Linked DNA regions of Mus musculus: all the other regions are linked to region 6. Evidence: chromatin loops called from intact Hi-C (ENCODE). Cell type or tissue: left cerebral cortex. All regions are shown on one strand.

Evidence for each region. Hi-C counts contacts between places; a loop is a spot of excess contacts. Peaks named below come from ENCODE experiments on the same cell type or tissue, not always from the same donor. Only the 100,000 strongest peaks of a DNase experiment are listed, where the experiment ranks them.
Region 1: a loop joins it to region 6, with 2.8 times the contacts of the local background. A loop is called at or near these places in 19 of 42 quality-filtered maps.
Region 2: it touches region 6 in a loop (11-fold over the local background); 25 of 42 quality-filtered maps call a loop at or near these places.
Region 3: a loop joins it to region 6, with 4 times the contacts of the local background. A loop is called at or near these places in 15 of 42 quality-filtered maps.
Region 4: a loop joins it to region 6, with 2.9 times the contacts of the local background. A loop is called at or near these places in 14 of 42 quality-filtered maps.
Region 5: it touches region 6 in a loop (2.3-fold over the local background); 4 of 42 quality-filtered maps call a loop at or near these places.
Region 7: a loop joins it to region 6, with 4 times the contacts of the local background. A loop is called at or near these places in 12 of 42 quality-filtered maps.

Annotation. Positions count from the first base shown.
Region 1 is chr10:61,876,440-61,880,439 of GRCm38, reverse strand. All of the region lies in intron 18 of Col13a1 (collagen, type XIII, alpha 1), which reads left to right. Among named protein-coding and RNA genes, the nearest start is that of Gm40674, 33 kb to the right of the region's middle. In left cerebral cortex, a CTCF peak has its summit at 2,452 (motif pointing left); DNase peaks (open chromatin) are centred at 834, 2,438 and 3,261.
Region 2 is chr10:62,100,770-62,104,769 of GRCm38, reverse strand. No RefSeq gene overlaps it. Among named protein-coding and RNA genes, the nearest start is that of Fam241b, 8.3 kb to the left of the region's middle. In left cerebral cortex, a CTCF peak has its summit at 2,491 (motif pointing right); DNase peaks (open chromatin) are centred at 2,595 and 3,080; H3K27ac peaks cover 1,333 bases.
Region 3 is chr10:61,836,689-61,840,688 of GRCm38, reverse strand. It overlaps Col13a1 (collagen, type XIII, alpha 1), which reads left to right. Exons shown (of 41, transcript NM_007731.3): 40 at 573-611; 41 at 1,981-2,455. The coding sequence ends at 1,983. Among named protein-coding and RNA genes, the nearest start is that of Gm40674, 6.4 kb to the left of the region's middle. In left cerebral cortex, a CTCF peak has its summit at 1,757 (motif pointing left); DNase peaks (open chromatin) are centred at 1,711 and 3,215.
Region 4 is chr10:61,842,482-61,846,481 of GRCm38, reverse strand. Col13a1 (collagen, type XIII, alpha 1) reads left to right here. Exons shown (of 41, transcript NM_007731.3): 39 at 2,828-2,914. Gm40674 (a long non-coding RNA gene) reads right to left here and starts at 1,408. Exons shown (of 3, transcript XR_871762.2): 1 at 626-1,408. In left cerebral cortex, a CTCF peak has its summit at 1,812; a DNase peak (open chromatin) is centred at 589.
Region 5 is chr10:62,241,109-62,245,108 of GRCm38, reverse strand. No RefSeq gene overlaps it. Among named protein-coding and RNA genes, the nearest start is that of Tacr2, 9.3 kb to the left of the region's middle. In left cerebral cortex, a CTCF peak has its summit at 1,972 (motif pointing right); DNase peaks (open chromatin) are centred at 1,979 and 2,725.
Region 6 is chr10:61,978,783-61,982,782 of GRCm38, reverse strand. Col13a1 (collagen, type XIII, alpha 1) reads left to right here and starts at 3,675. Exons shown (of 41, transcript NM_007731.3): 1 at 3,675-4,000. In left cerebral cortex, a CTCF peak has its summit at 2,162 (motif pointing left); a DNase peak (open chromatin) is centred at 2,161; H3K4me3 peaks cover 352 bases.
Region 7 is chr10:62,180,848-62,184,847 of GRCm38, reverse strand. No RefSeq gene overlaps it. Among named protein-coding and RNA genes, the nearest start is that of Mir7662, 11 kb to the left of the region's middle. In left cerebral cortex, CTCF peaks have their summits at 1,597 (motif pointing right) and 2,972 (motif pointing right); DNase peaks (open chromatin) are centred at 1,594, 2,079 and 2,921.

The DNA of each region.
Region 1 (4,000 bases), 100 kb after region 6:
ATACTTTGCCCAGTGGAGTGGCCCTCGATAGCTGAGCAGGTGCTTGCTTCTAAAACAGCCTATCTCGGACCTTAGCTACTCCTGACAGATCCCTGTGACCCCCTGGCTCACAGAGGGTCCAAGTGACCCAACTTCCCTGTGTCATTTCCAAGCAACAGGAGGCACTCAGGATTTTCTGTCGATGTTGGGAAGTCCCAGTGAGGACATTCAGACCCCTGAAAAGGATGCAGATAAGACCAGGGAGACAAGAGCCCCAGATCTGTGGCCTGGGGGGTGGGGGGAAGGACTGGCCCGACCCCAGCCCCCACCCCGTGACCTCTGGGCTCTGCTCTGCCCTCCAGAGACCACAGACTAATGAGAACTGACTTCTTCCTTGAGCCTGAGTACATATCAACAGATCTCAAATTTCGATTACAAGCCAGCCGTCCTTCCAAAGCCCCAAGCCTTCAGTGGGGCACCGGACCCAGGAATTCCCTGGATCACTTCCTGCCAGCCCTAATTACCGGAGGACCTAGGATTTCCAGGGTTCCGGTCCTTGCTTCTGGGCAGGGAAGCAGGAACTCACTCTCCTTTTTCCAGGAAGGACAGACCAAGAGCTCTTGCCTGGGACAAAATGTTGTGTCTCCTATCCTTGTCCCTCTAGCTCCCCCAACCCAGAGTAGAACTTCCCAGCCCTCTCAGACACTCTGCCAGGCAATCTCCCACCCCCTGCAGAGAACAAAGATGGTGTTTCACTGACCCCTTGTAGTAGAGCCCTGGCCTCAAGTCAGGGAAACCCATTCATCTCCACAGCCTGCCGGGGGCCCTTTACTTGGCTGCGGAGCTGACATGGAAGCCCCACCCCTACTCCTTCCAGACAGACCTCTTGCCAAGTCCCTGTGCAGCTTGTTCAACAAACAGTAAATCACCAATTAGGAGGCCACACCTACCGGCCAAGCTTGTGCCATCCTGTCATCTCTAGAAAGGCTGAGTCCTCCCACTAAGAAACTTCAAAGGACACGGGACCTGTTGATATTGGGAGTAGGGACACATGAAGGGGCTCTAGGAGCTGGGACAGGCCTTCAAGTTCATTTAGTACAGCCCCTTCCACCCATTTGTCTCCTGAGCCACAGTGACAGCAGTGTCCCCCCTCCTCCCACCCCCTCCCCACCACAGAAGGTTTCTGTTCATTGTTTCTTGTCACTTGTGTTAAAGAGCCAGTATCTTCCCCAAAGGTGTCTGACTGCCTGGGAGTCACGTCTTGTGCCCTCATATGCTGGACAGAGGGGCTATGACCCTTTGGGATACTTGGAGCACCCACTTGCCCAGCCACAAGGTGGTCCAGAGGAGCTGTGGAGAGCCCTTCCCCTCACCTGAGCCTCTAGTATCCCCACTGGGAAGGCAGAGGCAGACAGGGATCAGAGCCACTCTGGTACGCTTGGATAGGTGAGAGATCCAAGCCACAAAGCAAAGCATGGTACCCAGCCATCAGGCCAAACTGAGCACAGGTCCACCTGCGCCTTTGGAACTGAAAACCTAGAGAGGGCAATAGAAGGGAAGGCCCTAGATCTCACAGAGGCACACCACAGCTTCCATGTGTTGCCTTCCTTCATTCATGGCCACACCAGCCCCTGTTCCAACTTCTGAGATAGTGTCTTGGGTCCTGAAGGGTACCTCACCTCCATCCACAAAGCAGTGCTCTCTGGTCTATCCAGAGGTCAAGGCAGGGCAAGCCCCTAGGCTGGAACTGAGTAGTGAGGCTAATGAGAGTGGAGAGAGCCTTGGTGTGGGGTCAGCCAGGCGCCCCTGCTTCCTACCCAGCAAAAGGCCAGGAGGGCAGCAAGCCCTGAGGCCCTGAGGCCAAGATCAACCGAGGGGGATGGGGGCAGGAGTAGGGGAGATCGGCCATCCTATGGAGGACTCCTCCTAGGCTTCTGTGTTTCACCTAAGGCTAAGACTCCCCAAAGAGAGCCCTTTATCTGGAACTATGGGCCGAGCATCTCCACTCCAGTTCTGGCTCGTCTGCCTCCCGAGAACCATGCAGGGGGCGGGGGGAGGACCAGGGGGTACAGAATAGATCTAGGCTGAGCTCACTCTGCAGCACGGACTCAGAGAGGAAAACAGTCACCCTGACACCTAGCCCGGCTCCACACGGGGGAGATAGAAGGGAGTTCAGAGACCTTGCAGAAAGCTAAGGAACCAACAAAAACCAGAAGGGAAGAGAGACAAACCGAAGCCTCTGAATAGCCAGGACCTCCCAAGGTAACTTCCTTCCAGCATCCCTGCACATACCAGGGGACCCTGTCTAGGGACTTCTAGCTGGGTCAGCATTGTGGAGTCCAGGGGACTGTTATCAGGGGACCTGCTCCTCTAGAGATGCGTGCCACCTAGGACCCTGAGGGGACTTTTTTAACACCACTGTGGCCAAGATGGCGAAGTTCAGAGTAGGTCCTCCTGCGCCCTCTGCTGGCCACAGAGCAGACCTGCCTGTGCTGGCTGGACCCCTCAGACACCCTGAGCCGGCCAGGGTGGAAGAGGATATATTTGGTGTCTGGACATAACGATGAGGCCTTCTGTAGAACTCAAGCACTTGGCTCTAGGAGGGTGAGCGTGCAATGTCTGTCAGAGACAGGTGTGAGTGTGTCTACAGATGCTGAGTGCAAAGTGGCTAAGGCAGGAGGATCACGATCCTGTCTGGGCTACAGAGTGAGCCTGCATGGCTTAGTGAGACCCTGTCTCAGAATTAAAAGTCTAACTCAAGAGTAAAACAATTGCCTAGCATGCATGAAGGCCTGGGTTCCATCACTAGGGGTTCAGGATACAAAGTGGTCTCTGCTGGGTGGGGGATCCAGCACCGGGACATGGGGACAGTAAAGCGGCTCATGGAGGTATAACTATGGCTTTGCACTGAGGAAGAGCAGAGAGCCATGAAGTAGCTGGCATGTTTAAGAACACAGTGGTTTATCTGCACCCAGGACCTAGGATGGAGGCAGACTTCAGAGCCCAGCATCCCTGAGTCTTTTATCTATGGGCAGCAGAGACTGAAGTTGGGAGCCTCATTATCTCGCCAATGTGCTGGGAGACGAGACACGGAGACTCCAGTGGGGAGGGCCAAGCATGGAGGAAGAGGGTGGGAGTCGCTCCAGCCTTTGTCTGGAGAAGGGAGGGCAGAGCGGTCCTCTGAGATAGCAGGGAAGAGTCTGGGCAGACGGAGCATACAGGTCAGGAGGGAGTCGGTGAGTCTGGGCTCTGGATTTACCGTCCACAGCATCATCTTCAGCACAGCTGAGGCAAATGACTGCAGGCTGGCAGGACACAGCTGCATCTCTATACTGGGGTGCCATGTGGGGTTTGATGCATGCGGCAAGGCAACTGGAATCTAGCCTTGACTCACTTTCTCTTTGTCCCTGTTTGTCTCCTGTGACGATGGTATGACTACCTTCCCGGTGCCCCTTCCTCCTGTAGATCTAGGATCATGATGGGAGAAGGAAGACATTGAAAGTTAAGAGGGACAGAGTCGAGAGGCAGAGCCCTGCCCACAAATCCCAGAAAAGCCAGTGTGCTGCTGTGTCTGGCCAGGCAGGATCAGAAAGAAAAATGCACAGCTCACCGCCCAGGGAGCCTGGGAATAACAGGCCCCTGGATAAAAGTAGAGAGAAGCAGCTCATGTCTGGCCCAAGCCACTAGGTGCCATGTTAGCAGACCTGCTGCGGCTAACAGGTGAGAGGAGAGAGAGGTCTGTAGTAATAGGTAGGTAGCCACATGGCTGCTTGCCACAGCCCGACTCAAAACCCAGCACAGTGGAGGTAGGAGGGTTAGTTCAAGGCCATCCTTAGCTGTGTATGTAGTACAAAGCCATCTCCTTGACTAGGTTCTAACTCCACTGGTATGTGCATGCGTGCGTGCGCATGTGTGTGTGTACTTGTTATTTTAACCCACCCCACCCCCTCTCTCTTTGTCTCTGTTCCTTTCTGTTCTACACCTATGACCTAGGACTTACTGCAAGATGGTGTCATGGAAC
Region 2 (4,000 bases), 120 kb before region 6:
GGTGCCAGTGACTTAGTGTTTGTCAGGCAGATCTGTTGCATCTCTGGGCAGGCGTGTCTCAGGTGCCCTGTCTGAGTGGGGGAGAGTGGATTACCTACAGCCATTGCTGGGCCCAGTAAGAAGTGTGTAGGTAGAGTCTGGGTTGAGGCATAGTGGCACAGAGAAGTGGTTTAAATCTGACCACAGCCTAAGGGACTCCAACGAAAGCTGCCGACGGTGTTAGGAATATTTAAAGTTCAAATTGCTTTTAAAATTCCAGTGTGTGTGTGTGGTGGGGGGAGGAAAATGTCTAAATCTGGTTACTACCTGTAGGGTATGGCTGTCAAGAAATTGGCCTGGGGTTGGAGAAACATCTCAGGCAGGCAACTGCTTTTCAAACATGAGGAGTTGGGTTTGATTCCCAGAACCTGCCCTCTCCGATATGTATGTACGCAAAGCCAGGCGTGGTGATACGTTTGTGATCCTGTGGTGGGAGGCAGAGACGGACATATACCTGGGGCTCACTGGCCAGTCAGCTTAGCCTCCTTGGCAAGTTCCAGACTAGTGAGAGACTCTGTCTCAAAAAACAAACAAACAAACCAGATTTGTGTCCATCTGCATCAGTCTGTGGGCATGCACGATTGTGCAGACACAACCCATTGTCATCGCCCCTTTAGTACACTAAGATGCAAAGGTCCCACAGAGCTTGCCTGGCCATCTCAATCAGTCAGAGGTAGAATTCAAGCCTGATCCTTTGGTCACTGACCCTGAAGTCTTTGAGTGGCATAGTCCTGGTTAGCCGGGGGCTGGACTTGAGGAGTCTCTGGTGTGGAGGCTGGGCCTCCTGGCTTTGAGTCCTTTCTCTCAGGCCTGTCTTTAACTGCTGACTCTAGAGCTGTGTCTGCAGATGGCCCTAAAGATTGGTCCCAGCTTGTCACCCCGGATTCATCTCTAACCTGCTTTATTCAGCAAGACTTCTGTCTCCTGCCAATTCCTTCCACTCAAGTGAATTTAACCAAAACCTGCCCAGACTCCTCTGACCCAGGTTCCTATTGGCTAATGGGGAGACAGCCTGTTCCTTACTAATTCTAGGCATGTGATTCAGAGGGTTTGGAGGGCAGAGAAGCAATTAGGTAACTGAAGTTCTTAAAACAGAATAAATGGCCCCTCAGTCTTCATAAAAGCCAAGAGCAGACAATACAGTTCTCAAGAATGATGGCCACCCCAGCGTTGCCTCAGAATCCACAATAGCTGCAAAGCACCAGCCATCACACCCTTATTTCCAGCATGTAGGAAGAGAGCCAAAGATAATTCTCTGACCACTCAGGTTCACTCCTTCTTGTCATATGGTCCTTCAGCAGCTTTGCTGTGAGTCTGTCAGTTTGATGTCTGTCCATCTCCTGACTCTCTTTTAGACCAGAAGCTCTGTGGGTTATTGCATCCAAACTACCTTTCCCGTCATTCTAGCCCTGCTGTCTGGTACAGTGCTTTGCATACAGCAAGTGCTCAGTAGGATTACAGGTGGAGGGAACAGCCAGGAGCCTGCTGTATACACGCTCTTGATAGGGCAAGAAGTTGGAAGATCGTCTAGATTAAGGGAGCATCATGATGAATGTGTTGCTGTGGACCAGGCTTCATCCTGGAAAGATGGAGCGTGAGAGCTTAATTTCCAGCAGACCCTGAGAGGTAGACCTGGCTGTGCCAGTGGGAAAACAGGACAAGGATGTTGTCACGCCAGACGGGAAAGCTGGGCTGTGAGCTTAGCTGCCCAGACTAAGGTCTACCATCCCCACCCACCAAACTGGTCTAGCACTAATCTCCCGATAGCCAGCTTCAGGAAGGGCCTGCATCTCTGCATTCTGAGTGGCTGTTCACTGTGGAGACCTTCCTGTGTCAAAGGGTGAAGAGGCCAGTCCCCACAGTGCCTTGTGGGTAGCTCTGGTTCCCAGCTATGCTCCTCTGATATATGTCTAGGAGCCCTGGGATCCTCTCCACATCAGAGGAGGGCAGGCTAGCTGCAGTGGACTGTCTCAGGCTTGATTGCACAGTAGTATTGTTGGGCCTAGCTCCTGCTTCTTGGCCAGTGGAGGTGGTGGGCCCTCTTGCACCAGGTTGCCTTAAATCACGTAGATGCTGAGAGACACATGGCACTGTATTTCTGGGGTGTTCTCCTTCCTCAGATTTGATGGAACTGTCCTCTGCAGGACAGGATAATGCTTGCTGTGTAAGCTGTCAAGAACCCCAATGGGGGAATTTCATACAAATTCCTTATCATGGACATGCATTGTAGCCCAGGGATGCCAATGGTTGGCTGAGGTCACATGGCCAACTGATGATCTGGGCAGGCTGTGTTCTGTGGTTCGTTCTATCACAGGACTCATATGGTCCCCAGGACACCAGAGGGTGATTAGAGATGGATCCTAGTCTCCCACCTGCTTGAAGAGATAGATTTGTCAGAGGCACAGTTGGGAGAGACCACTAGTCACTGCTGCCTTGCTTCCAGAGACCACCAGCAGGTGGTGCTACTTAGCTTCTAGGAAGAAAAGGACCAGCCAACGTGTCTGAGAGTAATTGGAGCCAGAGGCAGGCTTTGCGGGTGAGCTCGCACCCTGTGCTTGAGCACCCAGGGTCAACGGAGGACCTGAGGGACCCAGCTAGGCTTGTTCTGATTCCAAATCCTTCTGAATTTATCATCGATGGAGCAGCACTAGAGAATTACTCATGCTGAGTGAGTGACCTAGAGAGATGGAATACATCCATAAAGACTTTCAATATGGTGGCACCTTGCTACAACTGCTCATCCTTCTGGGCTTTAGGCCAGTTTCTTTATCTGTTTCATCTCAGCTCCTGGCCCATTCCCTCATATAGCTTCAGAGAGATGGCCTAGAGCCTGGCCTGGATCGAGATATTCTCTCTCTCTCTCTCTCTCTCTCTCTCTCTCTCTCTCTCTCTCTCTCCAACCCTCTCCCTCTTTCCTTTTCTCCTCCTCCCACACCTTTCTTTACTCTAGTCTCCAGGGACCCTGCAGGTCTAGCTCCACCCCCATTACCTCATCTGCAATGTGGCAAACCAATACCAATGGGTTTCTAGGATGTGGTTTCCATGGTGACCATGCATCTCCTGCCTCCTGGTGTTCAGCCCTGGGCAGGTTGCCTTGGAGATTCTCACCTCATTGAGAAGTGATTTGTGGCTTTTTTTTTTTTTTTTTCTATATTTCAGCAGCTTCTATTTAGGGACAATGGAGCCCAAATGGTTCTTTCTCAATCATAGTAAACCAGGATGCCTCTCCCAGAGCATTTTCCCAGCCATGATGTCCCAATGTGTTTTGTTAAAACAAGGTTTCCCTGCAAACATCCCCCTCTTATGCTGTCACTGTAGTTTTAGGATCGGAGCTTGTACACTGGCAGCCCTAAGGAGCTAGGCTTAGCCACCCATCCTCCATAGATCGATTACAGAGATAAGTACCAATGGAAGTGGAGAGAAGAGATGCACACAATACGGCCACCCTGAAAGGAAACAGACAAAGAGGTCCTGTGACCCTCAAGTCCACACTTGAAGCAATAACATGTTGTTTCAGTTTAACTAAAGCACTAGAGGTGTGCATAGTGGAGTGACCCTGGCCAGGGCATGTGGTCCGTCCCATCACCCTTGTTTCTGCTCCAAGTCTTTTCTGCAAGGTGGGCAGACAAGCAGTCAGAGTCGTGATCAATTGCTGGTGATGGCCAGGTTCCTCCTCTGGCTACATCACACTTCAGTCTTTTCCTTCTACCGGTGTGAAGTTCCCCGGGGTCAGTGGTTTGAATAATAGTCTACCAGCCAAGGGAGGGACACCATCTCTCTTCCCAGTATCTTTGTTCTGCCAAGGGTTTGTGCAACATCATGCACAAAGCACTTCGGCAGCCCCAGGTGGGTGGTCACAGAGAAATGTGTCAAAATGGACCTACTTTCCTTCCTTTCTACCCAGAATACCCTTTGAGGCCATGTGAGTCAATGCAGGAAGCCATCAAATGCAACCTGAGGG
Region 3 (4,000 bases), 140 kb after region 6:
TCCCACCCTGATAATTCATTTCACTCCAAATTCCAGGGTGTATCAGAGGCAGGGTCAGAAAGTCATCTCAAAATCATGTTGCAATCCCCCTGGGGCTGTGTGTCTCTTACCAGCCCCTGTTCCCACCCACTACTGACCAGTATCTGGGACTGTTTAGATGACATCTCCCACTGCTTAGGAAGAGAGATGAGCTCAGGCAGGCTGGGGGCCCCCCGGAACACCATCCCATCCCCACCAGGTTTGTAGAGGAAGGCCAGGAGGTCCACGTGCTGAGTGACCTGAGTTCTTAGAACTCCACAGAGTCTGAGCTGTGGGCATCTACCTGTGCTGGCTGACCCCACGGGCCACAGTAGCCTCTTAGCCTTGCCCTGCAGCACACTGGGCATTAACCGAAGGGAAAACGGTAGCATCTAAATGCTTCCCTCTTCCAAGATTCTGACCCAGAGCAAAAATGGAAGCAGACAGCAGTGGTAGGCCATGCCCCACCAAGGCTATGGAAATGTTTATGTCCTTGTCACCTGTCTGCTCAGACAACTATCTCAAGAGCCTAAGCGTTCTCTGCTTCCATGCAGGGAGAAGATGGCTTACCAGTCCAAGGCTGCTGGAACAAGGTAAGATTCCCAGAAGGCCATGCAGCTCTGCGTCAAAGGTGCTGCTCTTTCTCAACAGTGCCATAAAGTTGGCAGTTTCCCACCTGCTTTTCTGCAGATGAGACAGGAAGATGTGAGTGGGTCAAGAAAGTTGCTACCTCACCAGCGGTTAGCTGATGGGCGGAGCGGGGGCAGGGGCAGGGCATTAAACATCTCACTGCACATACCTGCAGAACACTTAGAGACATTTTAAGGAACTAGGTATATAGATCAGTTAATAAGAGTGCTTAGCATGCACAAAGCCCTGGGTCTGATTCGCAGCGCTGCGTAAATCCTGCATGGTGCTACGTGTACGTAATCTCAGCATCCACTCACCTAGGAGACGGAGGTGTCCCGAGCACCAAGATATCAGCAGATTTAAAATGCCCTTGTCATTTGCCATCATTAAAGCAGTCAGTTTAATACTATAGGGCCATCCCTCTCAGCCGCAGCTCCCAAGTCACAGGACTCCCCAGCCTAAGGGCAGAAGCCTTCCTTAGTCCTCGGCAGGATCCACAACCAGATGGTGGGCAGCCGCGCATGCGTGCCGTCTCCCTGCACCTCCCCTCCCCCTCAGCATCTTCTCAGTCCCCCACCACCACCCACCAAAGTTATCAGTATGTCCTCATTGTAGGGTTTAAGACCCTGCACTCACAAGACTTTGTACTTAGCCAGTCCAGCCCTATGCCACTAACTCTGAATTGCAGAGATGGCTCAGCACCCCGTGCCCCAACCCTCGAAATCTTGTTGATGTACAAATCTGGGGCAAGTAGGGAGACAAACAAGCCATCAGACCTAGACTGAGCACCTAGCTACCAAAAGTACTCACAAGTCAAAGAAAGGAAAAAAATTCAGCATTGAAGGGGCCATGTCTCCCAAGAATCTGTACTCCCTTCAGCCATGAATCCATTAAATAAAACCCTCCCCTGTCCCTAAAGAAAGATACTCCTGGTAAGCAGGGCATGGAACATGTTGAGTTTAGCAAGGGAGCCACAGCTGCTGTCCAGAGCTACAGCATGTTGGAGGCGCATCTAAAGAAGCCTATGTCTGCTGGATAACACCACAAAAGACTTCTGGACACATGTAGTAAATAGCGCGGTTTCCAAGACAGCGTAGAGAGACTGCCCTCTAGTGGCTGCAGAAGGGAGTAGCGTCAAGGTGAAAGTGGGGGGTTTCCCTTCTGGGAGTGGTATCTTACAGTCCTAAGGAGGGTCTTCCCTCTAGCGAGTTTAAAGTTTCACACTTCCCTATCAGAGGTTCTGAGGAACCAAATCCACCTCCTCTCCTCTAGGGGAGGCAGCATTCAGTGCTCCTGAAACTAACTATCCATTGTTCTGGTTTTGTTTTGCAGTGATGCCTCTAACCTGGGACTGGCCTGTGTGTGTTTGTATATAGGATATTTATTTTTATACAGTTTTCACCTTTTGAAAATGCCCAAACTATGATGCATCTTACAGATCATTAAGAAAGAAAGAAGAAAAGCCTGCAGATTTTGTACAGGAAATAACCCCTTTCCCTTTTTGTTTACAAGACATTTTTGTATAAATCTGTTTCTAATACACTTTCTGTCTGTGCGTCTGCTCCTAATGTTGCATGATATTTGTGCACACTTACTAAATATCACAGCTTCATAAATTATTGTGTTCCAGTGCCAAAGGGGGCCCACCAGCACAGAGGTGCTGTGAGCTTGTGTGTGAATTCACACACACACACAAAAAAAGTGGAGGTCGGTGGTGTTTGCCAGACTACATGTGTCTGACAATATTTTACATTTTAACTGACGGTCATTATTATAAGAAAAAAATAATAAAACGTGGCAATTCATGATCCTGGTTAATCTCTAAATTAAATCCATTCTGTCTTGTGCAAGCAGGAACCCGCAGAAGTGTGGAGCAATGTTGGGAAATGTTAGTTTCAACAAAAAAAGGACAGTGTTGACTCATTTAAGACATTTTCCCTAAGTCATGGCCTAAACGCACCTGAGTACTGAGGGTTCAGCAATACCGAGGACCCTGGGGGCTGCAAAGGGGACTTCATGCATTGCTTCAGGTTTGGGTAGGGCTTCTGGCCATTTTAGTCCCTCTTCCCCACCCCCCCCCCCAACTCCTCTGTACTGTTTCTGTTGCAGTGATAAAATACCATAGCTCAAAGCAGCTTTGAGCAGCAAAGGGTTGATTTGGGCTCACGGATCCAGAGCGGGGAGTCTATCATGTCAGGGAGCTACAAGAGCAGGAAGCTGTTCACATTTCATACATACACAGGGAACAGACAAGAGAACAGAAAGTGAGGCCAGGCTATAAAACCTCAGAGCCCGCTCCAGCGAGGGACGTCTCGCCCCATGGGTCCTATAGCCTCTCCAAACCGCGCCACCAACCAGAGGCGAAGGGTTCTGGCCTATGGAGGACATGTCCCATTCAAGCTTTCTTCTGAGTTATGATCTCTAGTAACAGCCGCTTCAGAGCACACTGTTGGCTTCACAGACGTCTGTGGATCCAAGCACAGCTAGCTGAAGGAGGGCGCTTTGCCTCTTGTGACATTCTTTTCCAGTGAAGGAGAATCACCCTGCCATACACCCCCACTAGATCGCAGCCACATTCGACAAACCTCGAGTTGTTTTGTAGGAAATGGGGGTGGCTAGAAAGATTGGCTCAGTGGCTTAAAACACCCCAGCAGTGCGCAGAAATCTGCAGCTCATATTCCAAGGGAATATGACACCTCTTCTGACCACTGTGGGAGCCAAGCATGTATGTAGTCCCCACACATACATGCACATGTGTGCATACACATAAAATAGATGAGTGGTTTTAAATTCCTTTTTACAAAGAAACGGAGTTGTCAGGCTTAGAAATGGATCCATCAGTAATGAGCCAGCTGCAGAAGCCTGGGTACCTGAGTTCAGCCCATGCTTGTACCCATGGGTACCCATGTTAAAAAGCTAAGTGTTGGGGGTCCATGCTTGGATATCCAATGCTCAGATGTAGGTCCCCCAGCCTTGCTAGCCAGCCAACTAGCTTAGCCTAATCAGAAAGCCTCAGGCTGGAGAAAGACCCTGACTCAAAAAACAAGGTGGATGGATCAACGCCTAAGGTTGTCTGCTGTTGTGACACATGTCCATACACACAAATACACATACATACACAGATGTATACAGATATATACAAATACATACACACATACACATATACATGCGCATATGTATATCAATATACACATACATATATGTATACATACATATACACATAAATACATATACATACACACATACACAATATATATATATACATATACAAATACACAGACATATATACATACATATACACACATGATACATATGCACACATATATACACAAATACATACACACACACACAA
Region 4 (4,000 bases), 140 kb after region 6:
GTGCTCTGCTCTCATCTCTAAGGGTACCTTTCTCCTACACATGCCCTACCTTGTCTCTAAGTGACTCAGCGAACTTGGGCCAGGAGTCCTATTTACAACAAAAACACTGGTCAGTGCCACACATGGCCCCTCAGGCCTGGGAGGTAGAGGCAGAAGGGTCAGGTGTACACAGTCCCCCAACTACATATCAAGTGAGAGGCTAGTCTTGGTTATAGGAGAAGACTCAGTTGAAACAGCAATGAAATGGGGTCAAAGTGTAAGGTGCCATCACTCTGGCAAGGTAATTACCAGGACATGGTTTGATTGGTTGTTACCACAGAACTGCCTGCAAGCCAGCCAGTGGAAAAAGTCCCAGCATGCTGAGCTGCTTCCACCTCTGCTGGGGATGGGGATGGGGGAGTGTGTCGGGGTGCATGCATGTCTTGCTCCCTGGGTCCTTCTGCCCCTCCTTTCTCTCCCTCTCCAGCCTCTATAGCCTCAGTCTATCTCTTATTTCCTCTTCCTTTCCCTCAACATATGCACCCACTAAACTCCCACAGCCCCCATCCCTCCCCCGCCTTCTGGCTTATGTCAGTCCTTCACACTCATCAGGAATGTGGGTCACTGTCTGCCCCTCCCCTCTTACCAGCTGGAGCTGGGGGTGGGGGCATCTCTCGTATGTTCCACTCTGGGGTAGGCAGGAGGGGACATGTAGGTAAAGCTGTAAGTCCAGAATCTTCCAGAACACACGATGTGGGGGTGATGCCTTATAGTGTGAGCAGCCTACACTCTGACCTTCAGGCAAATCTTCTAAGGCCTGGAACCACCCCTTCAGCAGCCCCACCCATATTCTTCATTGGGAAACTACTCATGACTCAGAAGATAAGGGCCTCACGCCCAAGGACACCTACCTCTAAGGGCAAGGACCCGGGTCTTCCCATTCCAAAGAGCTGGTGCCCCAGCTTGTCCACACTAAGGGGATCCTCATGCCCAGGTGGTTTCATTGGTGTGTGTGCCTTTGATCCAAGGACTTCACTGCCTGGGCACACACTCATTAACACTCATCACTCTGAAAAGCCATTATGTGGACAATATGTGGACAAACTACAAACATCACTGGAATTTAAAAACAAACAAACAAACAAACATACCTGGGTTCATGTTCAAAGATCTGGGGAAACATCAGTACTACAGCAACTTACAAATGCAGGAACACCACAGACAGGACAAGACCCTCCTGGGGAGCATCCGTTCCCATACTAGGTAGCAGGAGGCGTCATCACCACAATGGGCTGAAATCACCTTCCATTACTGAGAAATACGCCGGTAATCATCTCTTATACACAAGGTCGTGCAATAATTTTGGGAGCAAGTGTAACACACCCATTTTACAGGAAGAAACTGGACACACACATGAAGAAACTGGAGTTCCGAGGGGTTCAAAGTTAGTAACTGGCAGAACTCACCAAACCTTTGGCCTCCCCATGATGGAGCAGTCATGTACAAATCCTGAGGCATGGGACAATCCATTTCCACAGAGGGAAATGTCTGGGGACAGCCCGAGGGACACTCATGGCCCATTTTTAAAGAACCGAGACATATGAAAATTTAACTGCAAATCCATTTCCAGATGATGTCATTTCCAGAGGCCCCAGAGCCCTTCTGTAGATGAACCCCAACACATAATAGACGGGGTTCACTTAGGAGCAGGATTTTCAGAAACAAATGAACTCCCTGAGCTGGCTGGAACAGAGTGTGCCAAGATGCACTTACGGAGGTCAGAAGACAACCTGGAAATCACTTCTCTCCTCCTGCCACTTGAGGATTCGCCTCTAGTGGTCAGGCAAGGTAGTGAGAGCACCTTCTTTACCTGCTATTAACCACATCACGGCCCAGCAGGACAGCTTCAAATAGTGATGGTCTGAGACAATAATAAATCAGAGCCAGGGGGCTGGAGAGATGGCTCAGTGGTTAAGAGCACCGACTGTTCTTCCGAAGGTCGTGAGTTCAAATCCCAGCAACCACATGGTGGCTCACAACCATCTGTAAGGAGATCTGACCCCCTCTTCTGGGGTGTCTGAAGACAGCTACAGTGTACTTACATATTGTTAATAAATAAATCTTTAAAAAATTTTAAAAATAAATCAGAGACAGACACAGCATATGGAGGATCAGCCTGAGACTCTACACATGTGCACACACATGCACCATCCTGCTCACACATGTGCAGACTGTAGTCATGTATGCACGTGCCTATAGCGGGGCTCTGACTACAGTCACCTTGTCTCCTGAGGTACTGGCATGGGCATGAGAACTAACTGGGACAAGAAGGGGGCTAGAAAGTGGGCTCAGTGGCTAAGAATGTGTCCTGCGCCTCCATGGGACCCAAGTTTGGCTCCCAGCATCCACATGGGCCAGACTACAACCACTGTGACTCCAGTTCCAGGAGCCTCTGACACCCCTGGCCTCCACAGACACTGGCATTCGTGTGTATACACACACACACGTACACCATCCTTTGCTAGGTTTAAGAACAGCAAAATTGGGCACCACAGTCCTAGGTGGCCTCTTCCACTTCGGCTCAGAGATGCCCCTGCTCCCGCCTCCCTCTCCTCTCTCTCCTTTACCCTTCTCCTTTGCCAAAACCCTAGGTACTCATGCCCACTCAGGTGGGTGTGTCCCATAATCCCACGGGAATGCTGACTTAATTAAGAAAGTCTTTTTTTCACTCCGCCCTTTTATGTATCATTTTCTCTCTCTAATGTTAACATGTGAACGATCCTAAAGTTTTGATGATGTGTTGTTGTTTTTCCCCCCTTCTTACCTTGGACTAAACCATTGCTCACAGGGGGAGAGGGGGAAGAAGGGCTCTAGAGGGCCTAAAGGGGACAAGGGGGACCAAGGAGCACCTGGACTAGACGCCCCCTGCCCGCTGGTATGTTTCTCTGTTTCTTGCGCACATAGTTCTAAGTTTTTCCCCCCCAGGGTTGCAGGTTGGAAACAAAGGAGGCCAAAAGCTCTGAGGAGCCTCGCGCCACAGATGCCACCAAGCCTGCCTATGCCTTGGCAGTCCAGCCTGCAGAGGGTGGGCCTCAGAGCTACAGCTGCAAGCCATTCTGCTAAATCCCTGGTCTTTGAGTCTCCGTCCTTTGAAGATTCAGAACAATGGATGGGTGGAAGGAAGGGAACCCGCAGGGTCTGGGTAGAAGGTCTCAGGCTCTGTCCCCAGCATGCTTCGCAAACCCACCCTAGTGTTTATGGCACGCAGATTTGTGACCTCTGTTGCATGGCCACCTCCGTGGCCTGCAGCTCTAGCTGTCCTGAATCCGCACTCAGGTCCGGATGCAAGACCCAGGTTAGTCTCCTGAGTTCTATACTGTGCAGAATAAGGTCAGACAAGGAGCTTTTCATGCACTACTGCCCAGCTAAGCATGGACTAGTATGTCCATGATCTTATCATGTCCAGTAGCCCAACTAAGACCCAGGAAGCTGCAGACCTCAAATCTGTAGATAGCCCCAAGCAGCCTTCCCAACAAGCCAGCAACTGATGACTATGGTCCATCAGCCTGGCTTCTCAAGGGACCTCTCAAAGCACTAGAAGCCCTGAAAGGCACGCTGCCAGCAAGCTGGGGTTGTCTGTGGTTGTGCCTGGAAGGGACTGCAGTACAGAAGCTGGCCGTGTTCTATCGGTGCACTTTCGCTAATATGTAATAGCCTCAGGGTCTGCATCCTGGCCTGGGTAGGACTGGACCCATCCCGCTCCACAGCTGGAGATGGCTGACTCTGACCTCCGTAATCACCGTGGTTGGTTTTATGAACAGGGCCACCGAGGTTTTAAAGGAGAGAAAGGGGAGCCGGGGCTACCAGGGCTGGACGGACTGGATGCCCCATGCCCACTGGTATGGCATTTCCCTCCCTTGCCTGCGTGGCCAGTTTGGGCTACCCCACGTGTGTGGTGTGTACCCGCGTGCCTCCTGATCCTCTTGCTCTGCTCTCCCAGCTCCTCCTTGCTGACCAGGAG
Region 5 (4,000 bases), 260 kb before region 6:
TGTATGTATATATATATATATATATGTGTGTGTGTGTGTGTGTGTGTGTGTGTGTGTGTGTGTGTGTGTGTATTTTTTTAAACCCATATCCATTCCTTCTCCACCCAGGCCAGCCTTGGCAACTGTGAGACCTGGCCTCAAACACACAGTTCCTTTCTGAGCCTTGAAATCCTCTCCCTGGACTATACCCAGGAGCTGTGACTGTCACCTCTATGACACGCTAGCCTACTGTCTATGGTCAAAGATGGGTCTGTGTCTTTTTATTTTGTGTGTCTGTGGCAGGTTGGGGGATACATATGCATTGTGGGTGCTTCTTGAAACCAGAACAAGGCATCAGATCCCTTGGAACTGGAGTTACAGACAGTTGTAAGCCACCACGTGGTGCTGGGAATAGAACCTAGGTCCTCTGAAAGAGCAGCCTATGATCTTAAGCACAGAGCCATCTCTCCAGTCTGTATACTTTAATTTTTGACGCTGTGTCTCTTACTGAGCCTGGAGCTCATCAATTTGGTTGGTGGGCCAATGGATTTTTGTCTCTGCTCTCCCATCCTCCGCCCAGGAGTTAGAGGTGTACATAGCCACCGTCTGCCTTGTATGTGGTTTCTGGGAGTCCTCATGATTGCACCACAGCCCCTCTACTATCGACTGAGCCCCTCTACTGACTTAGATCGCTTAAAACCTACTTTAATAAGGGTTCTTAAATGCTTCAACCTCCCTTCTAGCCAACACCCTCCAGAAGTAGTGGGAAAGAAAGGTTAATAGGGCAAAGGGGGATGTGGACCTGTTTAGAAATAGTTCTTTGGGAGCTATTCCAGTCTTCGTTGTCAGCAGTCCAACATGACTCAGCAAAACACCAACATGACTCAGCAGCTGAGTCCAGCCCGCTCGGCCATCACCACTCACAAATCAGCAACAGCGGTTCGATCCGGCAATCAGCCCATGTCTAAGGAAGCTCAAGAAGCCACCAGTATATCATGAGAAGTTCTTTGGCAAGTTACTCTCTAAGAAGTCACGACAAGTGAAGATCAGCAATGCTATGCAAGGAGAACCAACACGTGTGGGTCACCAACTAGTAAGGTAGAGCAAGGCGAACCAATGCCAGAGACTCCCCCCACTGTCTGTAGGGTCACATTCATATTCTTTCCAAACATCGTGCATCCTCTCAGATGTCTGCTTCACCAAGACATTCTCTCACCTGTGTCTGCTTCAGCAAAGCATCCTTTCACCTGTCTGCCCGGGCAAAACATCATATGAAGTAACTGAGTTTCCAAAGAACCCAGAAATTTCCACTTCACTCCCCAGCCCATCCATGTTGAGGAAAATTAGATGAGCTGTCCAAGGTGGGATAGTCAAAGCCTCACACAGCCTTTCTCTCTTCCCACTGGCTTCTCTGAGACTGGGAGTTCCTCTTGAATGTCCCAAGAGTAGGAAGTCTGCCCACAGACACTACCTACGCATGCACCACTTAGTCCTTAGATACTAACGGATGCCACAACCTCCAGAAAGCCTTCAGGGACTTCCTGTTGGCCACTCAGTAGCCCTTGCATATGCCCCCCCCCCCCCAAACTGTCCTTTATCTCCTGTGTGAGGGACACAGACGTTCAGTCTTGTAACTCTACTGTGGCCGCTAATAAAGAAAGACACAAAGTTATTCAGAGTTCCCCAGCTGAGCCAGAAGGCTGAGGTTCAGGCAAGGCATGCACTGGCGGAGCCTGGACTGGAACTCAGGCCTCCGCTCTCTGTATTATCTTTCAGGGTTTCCGGCTTGACCCAGAGAGTGCTGCGGAGACCCTTAATCACTGTTGCAGCCCCCTCTTCCTATCCCTGATTCTCCCTTTCACCCTCTTCCCCACCGGTGCCTCCGTGCCTCCCCCCCCCCGCCCGCCCCCCTTCCTGGGCTCAGCCTCCTCTGTCTCCTGTAAAGATTTGGAACTGTACCCTCAATCTCTGTAATACACAGATCGTGCCACTAGAGGGAAGACACAGAACATGAATCGGGATAAAAGGTGTGCGCTACCACATCTGGACCTGTGACTAAAGGGCTTTGAGAAACCTCTCCGTTAGCAGATTGTGGCAGGAGAGGTGGTGGAGGTTGTGGCTGTGGCTGTGGCTGTGGCTGTGACTGTGGCTGTGGCTGTGGCTGTGGCTGTGGCTGTGGCCGTGGCCGTGGCTGCGGCTGCGGCTGCGGCAGTCAAGACTGTTCACCCAGCCAAATCTCCTTGTACTGCTAATAAGCACCAGGCATCTCTACAGTGGGGCTATCTCAAGCATACCATGCTCCCCTGTGTTTGAAATCATCAGCATCTCCACCCAGCTGCCTAAGCTTAAAGTCAGGGTACCCTCAGCTTCAGCTTCCCCCTCTCTCGGTCTCTCCACTCTGCGTGGCTCCTGTTCGTGCAGCAGTTTATATTTTAGCCCTCCAACCTCTCTCCGCGGCCACTCTTGTGCCCTAACGAGGCCAAGTGGCTCTTGAACTCTGCAGTTGGAATGAGGTGGGGCGCTTCAAAAACTTCAGACGCCCATCAACACACACCTGAAACCAACAGAGTGGGGGTGCCTGGGGCAGGCGCCAGGTGCAGGGCTTTTGAAAGAGCCCCACCCAGATGGCTGCAGCGGGAGGCCAAATTTAGACACAACCCTGAGACCAGACTCTCTCAATGTGTTTACACCTGGGATGCTCCAGCCCATCTGTCAGACCATTGTGTAACATGACTGCTTTTCCTAGAATTCAAAAGAATTATCTGAAGGCTCGCACTGCCTACACACTCACTCTCTGGTCCTGCTTTCCTCAACAGATGCCCTGCAGTTTCTGTCCACGACAGCTTGAGCACAGCAGCTTTTCACTGGTAGAGGTTACTTTCAAAACAAAGATTTAATACCGGGCATGGTAGCGCACACCTTTCAGCCCAGCACTCTGGAGGCAGAGGCAGGCAGCTCTCTGAGGCCAGTCTGGTCTACAGAGTGAGTTCCAGGATAACCAGGGCTACACAGTGAGACAGACCATGGGTAAGGGGGTGGGGAGACCCTTCCTTCTGGTGCACATCTTTGCCCCCAGCACTCAGGAGGCGGAAGCAGGCGGATCTCTGTGAGTGTCAGGCCAGACGAGGGTACACAGTGAGGTCCCGCTGTGTATGGTTATGTGCGTGTGTGTGCAGGTGCCCTCAGAAGCCAGAGGCTTTGGATCGCTCTGCAGCTGGAGTTGCACGACTGTTGGGAACTGAACTCAGGACCTCAGCAAGAGCAGGGAGTGTCCTTAACTGCTGAGCTGTCTCTGCAGCCGCAGAGGTAGGCTGTAATTCCTTGAACTTTGTTCAAAGTTGTGACTGTTTTGTAGGTCATCGGTTTAGAGCAGCGGTTCTCAACCTGTGGGTTTCAGCCCCTTTGGGGGATCACCGAATACCTTCTGCATACCAGATGTCTACATTTCAATTTGTACCCAGCAAAACTACAGTTATGAGGTAGCAACAAAAATAATTTTATGGATGGGGTCACCACAACATGAGGAGCTGCATTAAGAAGGTTGAGAATCACTGGTTTAGGGGGGTTCCCATAGCAACACATTATTTTCTTTTTGTGTGGATTTAACTGTCAACACCTCTGTTGTTAGAAGCCATTTTGTACTGTTTTCTACTTGGAATTTCCAAACTCTGGCTCATAACAACCCAAAACACTCCAGCTACAGAGAACACTGCAATGGTTAGGGGTTTTGTTTAGTTTTTTTGTTTGTTTGTCTTTTTGTTTTTGGTTTTTTGGTTTTGTGAGTCAGAGTCTCATTGTGTAGCCCAGGCTACCCTCACAAACTTTTTCTTCCTGAGTCAGGATCTCAAGTGGCCTAAACATGCTAGGTAGCCAAGGATGACCTTAAATTCTTGATCCTCCTGCCTCAGCCTTGGCTAGGATTGCAAACATGCCATACCATACTTGGTCTCTGCCCTGATTTTTGTTTGGTCCAGGACCTTTCTGGAGAGTTCTTCTTGGGTTACAGGGTTCTGTCTGAGGT
Region 6 (4,000 bases):
TGGCTGCTGGAAGAACTGGGAACGGATTGGAGCTGAATGAATAACAGGTTCTGATCCCCTGTGGCCTCCACATGTGACCCAGGTGAGGGCTGTGCTCAGAACAGCCCAGAAGATGCACTATGGTAATTCCCAGGGGGCCTGACTGCCACCTTTAACAAGGGGCACCTGGAGAACCAAGCAGCAGTCACAGAGCTGGTGTGGTGACGGCCACTCACAGGGGTCAGGGTTGTGGTGGAGGTATCAGGAAGAAGAGAGATGCTGTCAAGAACATAAGAGAAGAAAAATGGCATTCATTCATAAGACTGGCCATTCCCCCTATACACATCCAACCCCGGGCCAGGTGAGGGCCGGGTGCAAAAGACATACCCCAAAGTTGCAGAGAGCTAGGCAAATGCACAATGCAGAAAACTACAGAACATTCCTGAAGAGCAACACAGACTGAATGGATAGAGGCATGGCTTTCCTGGACTCTCCACTCCAGAATCCAGGTTTCCTACATCTGTAGCTGTGCTGTGTGACACAACCTGGGGAGATGCAACACACGTTTATTCACCCCAGATAGAGAACCCACGACAACTCAAGTGCAGATACCACCAAAGTGCAGCTAGGGTGAACCAATGAGCTTTAATGGAGTTACTTACAGGAGAAGAGGTAAAGGGTGACCTATAGGAGCAACAACGACTCAGACAGCTGCATCACCAAAGCTCTCCCCAGTATTGATGACAGCTCACAAAGCTGGGAATCTGGAGCATACTGCACAGCCTGCAGGCAACTCAACAGGCTGGAGAGCATCCTTTCCAAGTGACTCTGGTCTAAGTGTCTTCCAGGCAGTCCATTCTTTGCAGCTTTGCTCTTCTTAAGAGTCTTCTTTGCAGCTCAGCTTCCTGCTCTCTCAGCTTTTATTGCTTACTCTTCCAGGGAGGGGCTTAGTGAATCTCGTCAGTTTCAGGGACTTCCTGAAGCTCATTTGAGTTGTTTACCTTCCTGATTAAGGAGCTTCCCTGTAGGACGAAATGTTTCAGAAATGTTTCAATCTGGGAGGAAACTGTTACCCAAGCTGTGACTGCAGATCAAAGTCAGTTCTTTCGTTAGGATTGGAAGCCCCCTACTTTGCTACAAAGCAGAAATTCCTAGTGACCTTTTCCAGACCATCACATCCCTGCTGTATTGCCTGGACATCCCTGAAGGTCCTTTCTTCTTCAGTGTCTTCTCGTTCATGGCTCTCATGTATCAGCTGTATGGGCACATGGCTTAGCTGCTTCTCACCTCTGAGTCCTTAGATGCTAGGACTCAAACCAAGCCTAATTTTGTTCCAACATTGATCCAAGGGGAAATGATGCCTAAAATAGAAAAATAGAACAAAAACCAAGCCACCCCTGCCCCAAAGAACCTCCAGAGGAAGATATTGAGACAATGCAGAAGAAACGGTAAGGGGGTCCCTCAGCTCAGTCAAAGCTCACTTGTTGCAAAACTCCCTCCAGCTATGGAGAGGTGCACACTGTCTGTCATCATTTTGTCCTCCTGGGTCCAATTTTTTTCCCATTCTGTAGATGGAGGAGGCAGCAGGGGTGTGTGTGTCAGCCTGCACCTGCAGCCATGAGCTCCTATGAGATACTACTTACTTACTGAGTGCCTACTGTCTGCGTTACATTCACCTCTTCTTTAAATCCTCCTGAAAAATCTAGATCCTTTATTATAAGCCCATTTTATTTAGTTAGCTTTTCTTTGAAATGAGATCTCATATAGCCCTCGCTGCCCTCAAACTCACCATGTGACCACGAATGACCTTGAATTTACCATCCCCCTGCCTCTGCCTTCCAAGTGCATGGATTACAGACTCGTACCACTACACCTGGTTTATTTTAAACCCACCATCGGAAAAGGGCTTTTTTTTCATTCATTTTTCTGACTGCATGGGGTCACTTAGAGCCTTGGGTTTGAACTTTTTTTTTCCATTGCGAGGCTCAACTCAGGCTACCACACCAAGGCTACCTGAGTCTTGAAACACCAATCTCAAAAATACTTCAGGCCCGAAATGTTTTCAGTTTTGCTGTGTCAGTTCAAACGGCATTTCAGACTGATCCGGGCAGGGCGTGAAGAAGCCTCAACTTGCTCAATTTCCTGTAGTGAACACTGCTGCTGAGAAACTCTCCAGCGCCCCCTAGTGGTTCTGAGTGCCTCTGAGTTCTCAGGCATTTGTACTGGGAGGAGATATCCCTTGACCAGGCTGGAGACCCAGAGGCCTGTTTGTTAATGAGACACATCAAGGAAATCTTGACATTGGGACTTCCTGGGCACCAGTCCTGTCAGCTGCATTGCTTTCTAGCCTCGTAGTAGTTCTCCGTGGTATCCAACTACCTAGCAGTCAGTCTTACATTAAGTCTATATAAGTACTGTATTACAAGCTCCCATTCCGTTAGGTGTGCACTCCACACTAATGTTTGCATTGCATATAACGCTCCTTCTCACTGGTCAACATGCAAAATGTAAAGTTTGCCTTGTTACTAGGAAAGGACGCTCACTCCCACACCTCTGTCACCCCCCACTTCCGGTTCACAGTTCAAGGGCCAGCCTACCCTCCCCTGCCCGATGCTTCAGCCCCACCACCTCATTTTCAGGAGTGTCTAGAGGCACAAGGAAATGAAAAGTCTACTGACAAACGTCACTCAAAGTGGGGAGCGGGGGTAGAAAAGAGAGGAAAATACCAAATGCAGAACTCCCAAAGACCACTAGCTCGTGGCAGTCAAGGAAGCCACCACAGGGTTAGCTTTGAGGTGGATAAGGGGAGATGGAGTGTGTATGTATGAGAACTGCCCGCCTTTGATGGCTTGCAATCCTAGGTTGGCTAGTCTGCTATGCGTCTCAGCTCAACATAAATAAGAGTCCCGCCCCCCTCCCCGCACCCGCCCGCGCCTGTTAGACATCCTAGGATAAACCCGGGCGATGGGCGTGACCCCTGATAAATTTCTGTTCTGTAGGTCTTTAGGTTTAGTTCTGAAAGAGAAAAGGTGGGGGGGGGGGTCAATACCGCTGCCCCGAGGCGCTGGGTTTACCACTCTGAGCGAATCTGTGGTTGGTGGCATGGTCCCACCAGAGACACCTGCAAAGAGCAGGGCCCTGGGTAGAAATGGTGAGGGAGAGATTGTCTGCTGTCACTGCAGATCTCCCAACTCAGGACGTACAGGACCAAGCAGGCGTCCAGACAGTGATTCAACAGGTTGCCCGCAGGGTCCCCCACACCCACCACCACCCACCACCCAGGCCCTAGGAAAGAGGAGTGCTGTGGTGCGGTGCATTGGGTGGCAGGAGGGTCCCCGATGTTCTGGGAAAGCGGGGTGCTGTGATGCCAGGTCCCTATGTCTTTGAGGTCTTGAGTGTGAATCTTTGGACGGGAAAAGGAGCGCAGCCTCCGCTCCACCCCATACCCCCTCCCCGCCTATAAATAACCCCAAGTGTCACTTCAAAGGGCACCAGGAGCCCCGGACGGGGGCTACCGAGGTCGGCGGGGCCCCGCACACCACGCCCCCCACCCCAGGCGACTTTGCATAAATAAACAAACCCCAGCCGCAGCCCCGCAGGAGGCGGAGGAGGAGCGGGAGGAGGGCGAGGGAGGGGCGCAGGAGATTAGTTTGGGAAGTAGCGCCCGGCGCTCATCCGATCCGCGCGGCCGCGCCGGCTGTGTCAAGTTACAGAGGCGCCAGAATCGGCCCCAGCGCGGCTCACTGCAGCCACGACCCACCTCTGCCCATGGGGCCCTGCATGCGTGCCCCTTCGCCCGGGGACTGACACCCGTTCTCCCCGGAGACACAAAACACCCAGAAGGACCCCGAGCGTCGCACCAGCCCGAGAACTCTGCAGAAGAGAGAAGGGAAAGAGTGGGGAGCGGGGCCAGATCCCCGAACTTGGAACATTCTTCGAAATAACTTTTTTCTTACTTTGGCGTACTCCGATCGCGTCTGCTGGTGGCTCTTGGCTGCTCCCGACTCCGACTGCTCATTTT
Region 7 (4,000 bases), 200 kb before region 6:
CTGTTATTGCAATGAACATTTGCATATCTATGCAAAAAACATACCTGGACTGGCAAGAATGCTCTGTAGTTAAGGGCAACACAAATGGGAAGAGAGAGCCAGGTTTTGCCAGTTGTCCTCTGAACTACACCCACAAATGTATATCATGTGCATGTATGCATACACACCACACACACATACACACCACACACATACACACGCACCACACACATACATATGCACACACACATACACACCACACCCTTGCACACACCACACACACATCCACACACATACACTAATAAACTGTATTTTTAGTTTTCATATTACTGAGTTTGGAGAACTCTTTATATATTCTAGATACAAGCCACTTACTATATATGTATAATTTGCAAATCTATGTTTTCTCTCAACCTTGGTGTAGAACACTGACTGCTCTCGCAGAGGAATCAGGTTCAGTTCCCATACCCACACGGTGGCTCACAGCTGTCTGTAACTCCAGTTTCAGGGAATCCAACATTCTTCTGGCCTCTGAGGGCACCTGCACATGTGCAGTGCACATACATTTAAAGAAAACCAAGTTGCCAGAGTGGCACACGCCTGCTGTCCTGGGTACCGAATGTGAGGTGAAAAGAGAGCTGAAGCCTAGGAGTTTAGGAGCAGCCTGGTTAACAGTGAGCCCTGCCTCTTAAGAAAAAGACGAGAAAAAGGAAAGAAGGAAGGAAGGAAAGAAACAACGAAAGAAAGAAAGAAAAGCCAAGCCAGGCAGTGGTGACACACGCCTTTAGTCTCAACACTTGGGAGGCAGAGGCAGGTGGATTTCTGAGTTCAAAGCCAGCCTGGTTTACAAAGTGAGTTCCAGGTCAGCCAGGTCTACACAGAGAAACCCTGTCTCGAAAAAGAAGGAGGAGGTGGAGGTGGAGAAGGAGGAGGAGGAGGAGGAGGAGGAGGAGGAGGAGGAGGAGGAGGAGGAGGAGGAGGAGGAGGAGCCTTGTGACAATCTTCCCAGCCAAGTAACCATGATGCAGGGAAAGTTTTTCTGTGCCTTCTTACAAAACAGTCATCCCAACTGTGTCCCCTAATGGAGGGGTTGGGGGTAGTAGGGTCAGGAGAATCTCATCAGCCACTCCCAAACACCTGTGGTGAGCCGCTCTGCCTTAATTGCAATTGGCCTCCGGTGGCTGGAGTAGTGTAGGCTGGGAACTGGATCTCCATCTATGCAGCCCTGGGTAAGTCACCATTCCTTTTGAGTGAAGGTTTTCCAGCCTTTTGCGGGAGGAGCACCCACGCTCCTTTAAGTAACCTTTTACCTGTGCTCTGTAAGGACGCCCCCAAACCTGACCGGTTCCCCAGAATGAACCCTGGTGAAATTGTGCCTTGGTTTGTCCTTGCGACCTTAGAAGGGAGGGTAGACGTTACCTGTGTCTCCCTCTGGGGAGAAATTTTAGAAGCAGCTCTCGTGTGGCCAGGCCGTGAACCCTTCTGTAGTTTACCCTACGATCACGTCTGTATTACCTAGCAGGGATGACAATTTACCCACAACTTCAGGGATGGAGCGCCAGTCCCCACCAGCCCCTAGGGGGAGCCAGAGTCGCAGTCTTGAGAGCCCAAGTCAGAAAACAAAAGCAAACAGCAGGAACGGAAGCATATGGCCGTTAGGTGGCGCTGTCTCCACACACTCCAAAGCTCAGCAACTGTGCTCCTCCTCACCCAAAAGGACGGACCACAGGTGAAGAAGGTTAAAAATTACACTCCAGCTACTGGACTGTAATGGAGTCTTAATGAAATCACTGTTGAGACCTAGTGTCCTAGGCCTGTAAACCCAGCACATAGGAAATGGGAAGCAGGAGGCCCAGGAATTCACAGCCAGTCTCCAGCCTCGGCTACATATTGAGTTTGAAGCAAGCCTGGGCTAGATGAGACCCTGTTTCAAAACAAATTGTTGACCTCGTGGATGCATAGACCAGGGAAAGGAGATTATTGTGGTTGGTTATTGTGTGGCAATGTGTCAGCGGGGACGGAGGGGCTTAGAGAGGCCAGGTGGCTCACCAAAGTTACATAATCAGGAGAAATCACAAGAGTCAGGCCTTGAAGGCCTCCATAATGGTCCTGTGCTTCCTCCTTGCCCCATCCTGGCAGGGCACCAGGAATGAAGAATGAATGAAGTTTCTCTCTGCCAGTGCAGCCCTTGTCCCTCCATCATTATGTAATCACTAGAGGAAGTCTGGGCCTTTGGGCATTCACAAGAGCCTGAGAGGAAGAAGCTAAGGAGAGGGGCAGGACTTCTATGCCAGAATGAGACCATGGGAGTATGTATTCACCCTGCGACACGAGGGTGGCCATCTTTACCTTGCCAGGAGACTAGACATGGAAGGAGGGTGCTCAGTACCTGCTCTCCCTCCACTGTTGCTGATGGCAGGATGCAACACACACACACACACACACACACACACACACACACATACATGTACGCATGCATCCACACTCAAGTATCACTGGCCTCACATTGCTACTGCATTGCTTGCCAGACCACTTAAAGCAAGATTTTGATCTGCTCTGTGTGTGTGTGTGTGTGTGTGTGTGTGTGTGTGTGTGTGCCCTCGTGCACTGTTGTCTCCACAGAGCTTAGATTGTTCCAGAAGCATGGTATACAGTCACTGAGTACCTCTGACTAAAAGATGATGGGCAGTGGTTGGAGCAGACAGGGATGGCCCCTGGGGCTTCTGGGATACAGTGGGCTAGCTGTATCCCACCTCTGACCAGCAGAGGACCAGGCTTGATACACAATGTAGCCTTGCCCAATCTTTGTCTCCCTCTGAGCCTCTTTCTCCTTTCCCAAAGAAGCATTTGAGGTGTCTAGATGTAATCGCTGCACACATTTGGATGCCTTTCTATGCCACCTGCCACTCTGCTGGTGACTGAGCTAGCTGCCTGTCCTCTCACTGGTCCTGTGTCCTCTCCATCAGCCAAAATAGACATTCTGGGCCCCAACCTCTAGAGGGAACCAAAGACATCACGTGACTAGAAAAAGCCTGATCTGCATCCACTGAGGACACAGGCTGTGTTGGAGGCAGAGCTAGGAAGGCAGACACTGAACCAGGGTTGGGGCTCTGCCCGCTGGCCTCAGGTGCCCTCTGGGTGCTGACTTGGCCTTGGTTATGGATGCTCCAGAGCCAGGTGTCCTGGGCCTTTCAGAGTCATTTGGACTCTTCTGGCAGCCAGAGTGGGGTTGGGGGAGGGGTGGAGCAGGAGGAGGAAGAAGAGGAGGAGGAGGAGGGGCAGGAGGATGAGGAGGAAGAGGAGGAGAAAGAGGAGAAAGAGGAGAAGGAAGAGGGGAAGGAGGAGGGCTCTAAAAGTAGAAGGCAGACCGGAGTCACCTCTTTCCTGGAGGATTTGAAAACAACTCCCAAGCCAAAGAAGAATCAGTAGGTGGAGAATATTTGCCAGGGCTGAGTACCAGGGACCTCAGAACCCCCACTTCCAATGGCATCTTGTCATTAGGGCAGCTTCAGAGTGTCACCAGATACTCAGTAAATACTTGACAGATGAATCTATGACATTAAATAGATTAATGTCCAATTTAGAATAATTTGTATTTTAGACGCTGTCAGGATTTGAATATGAGACATTTCTCACAAAGGAGAAGTTAAAGCTTTGTGGTTCCTGGCTAGTGTACTGTTTTGGAAAGGGCTGGAAACTTTTGGAGATGAGGCCTAACAGAAGAAATGTCCTTGGAGACTGTCCCTTGTCCTGGCCTGGTGCCCCTCCCCCACATCTGTTTCTGGGCTGCTGTGAAGTGAGCGGCTGCCGTGAAGTAAGTGCAGTCCTTTGTTGCATAGTCCCATCAATATGGTGGTCTGTCCAAGTGTGTGGAGCCAAGCAAGGGTGACCTGAGCCCTCTGAAACTGTGAGCAAGTCTTTCCTCCATTAAGCTTCTTTCTGATGCATTTGTTATAGTGACAAAACCCCTCACTTGAAACAGGCTCCTTCGAAGGAACAAGAGAATACTGCTTCTATTAAA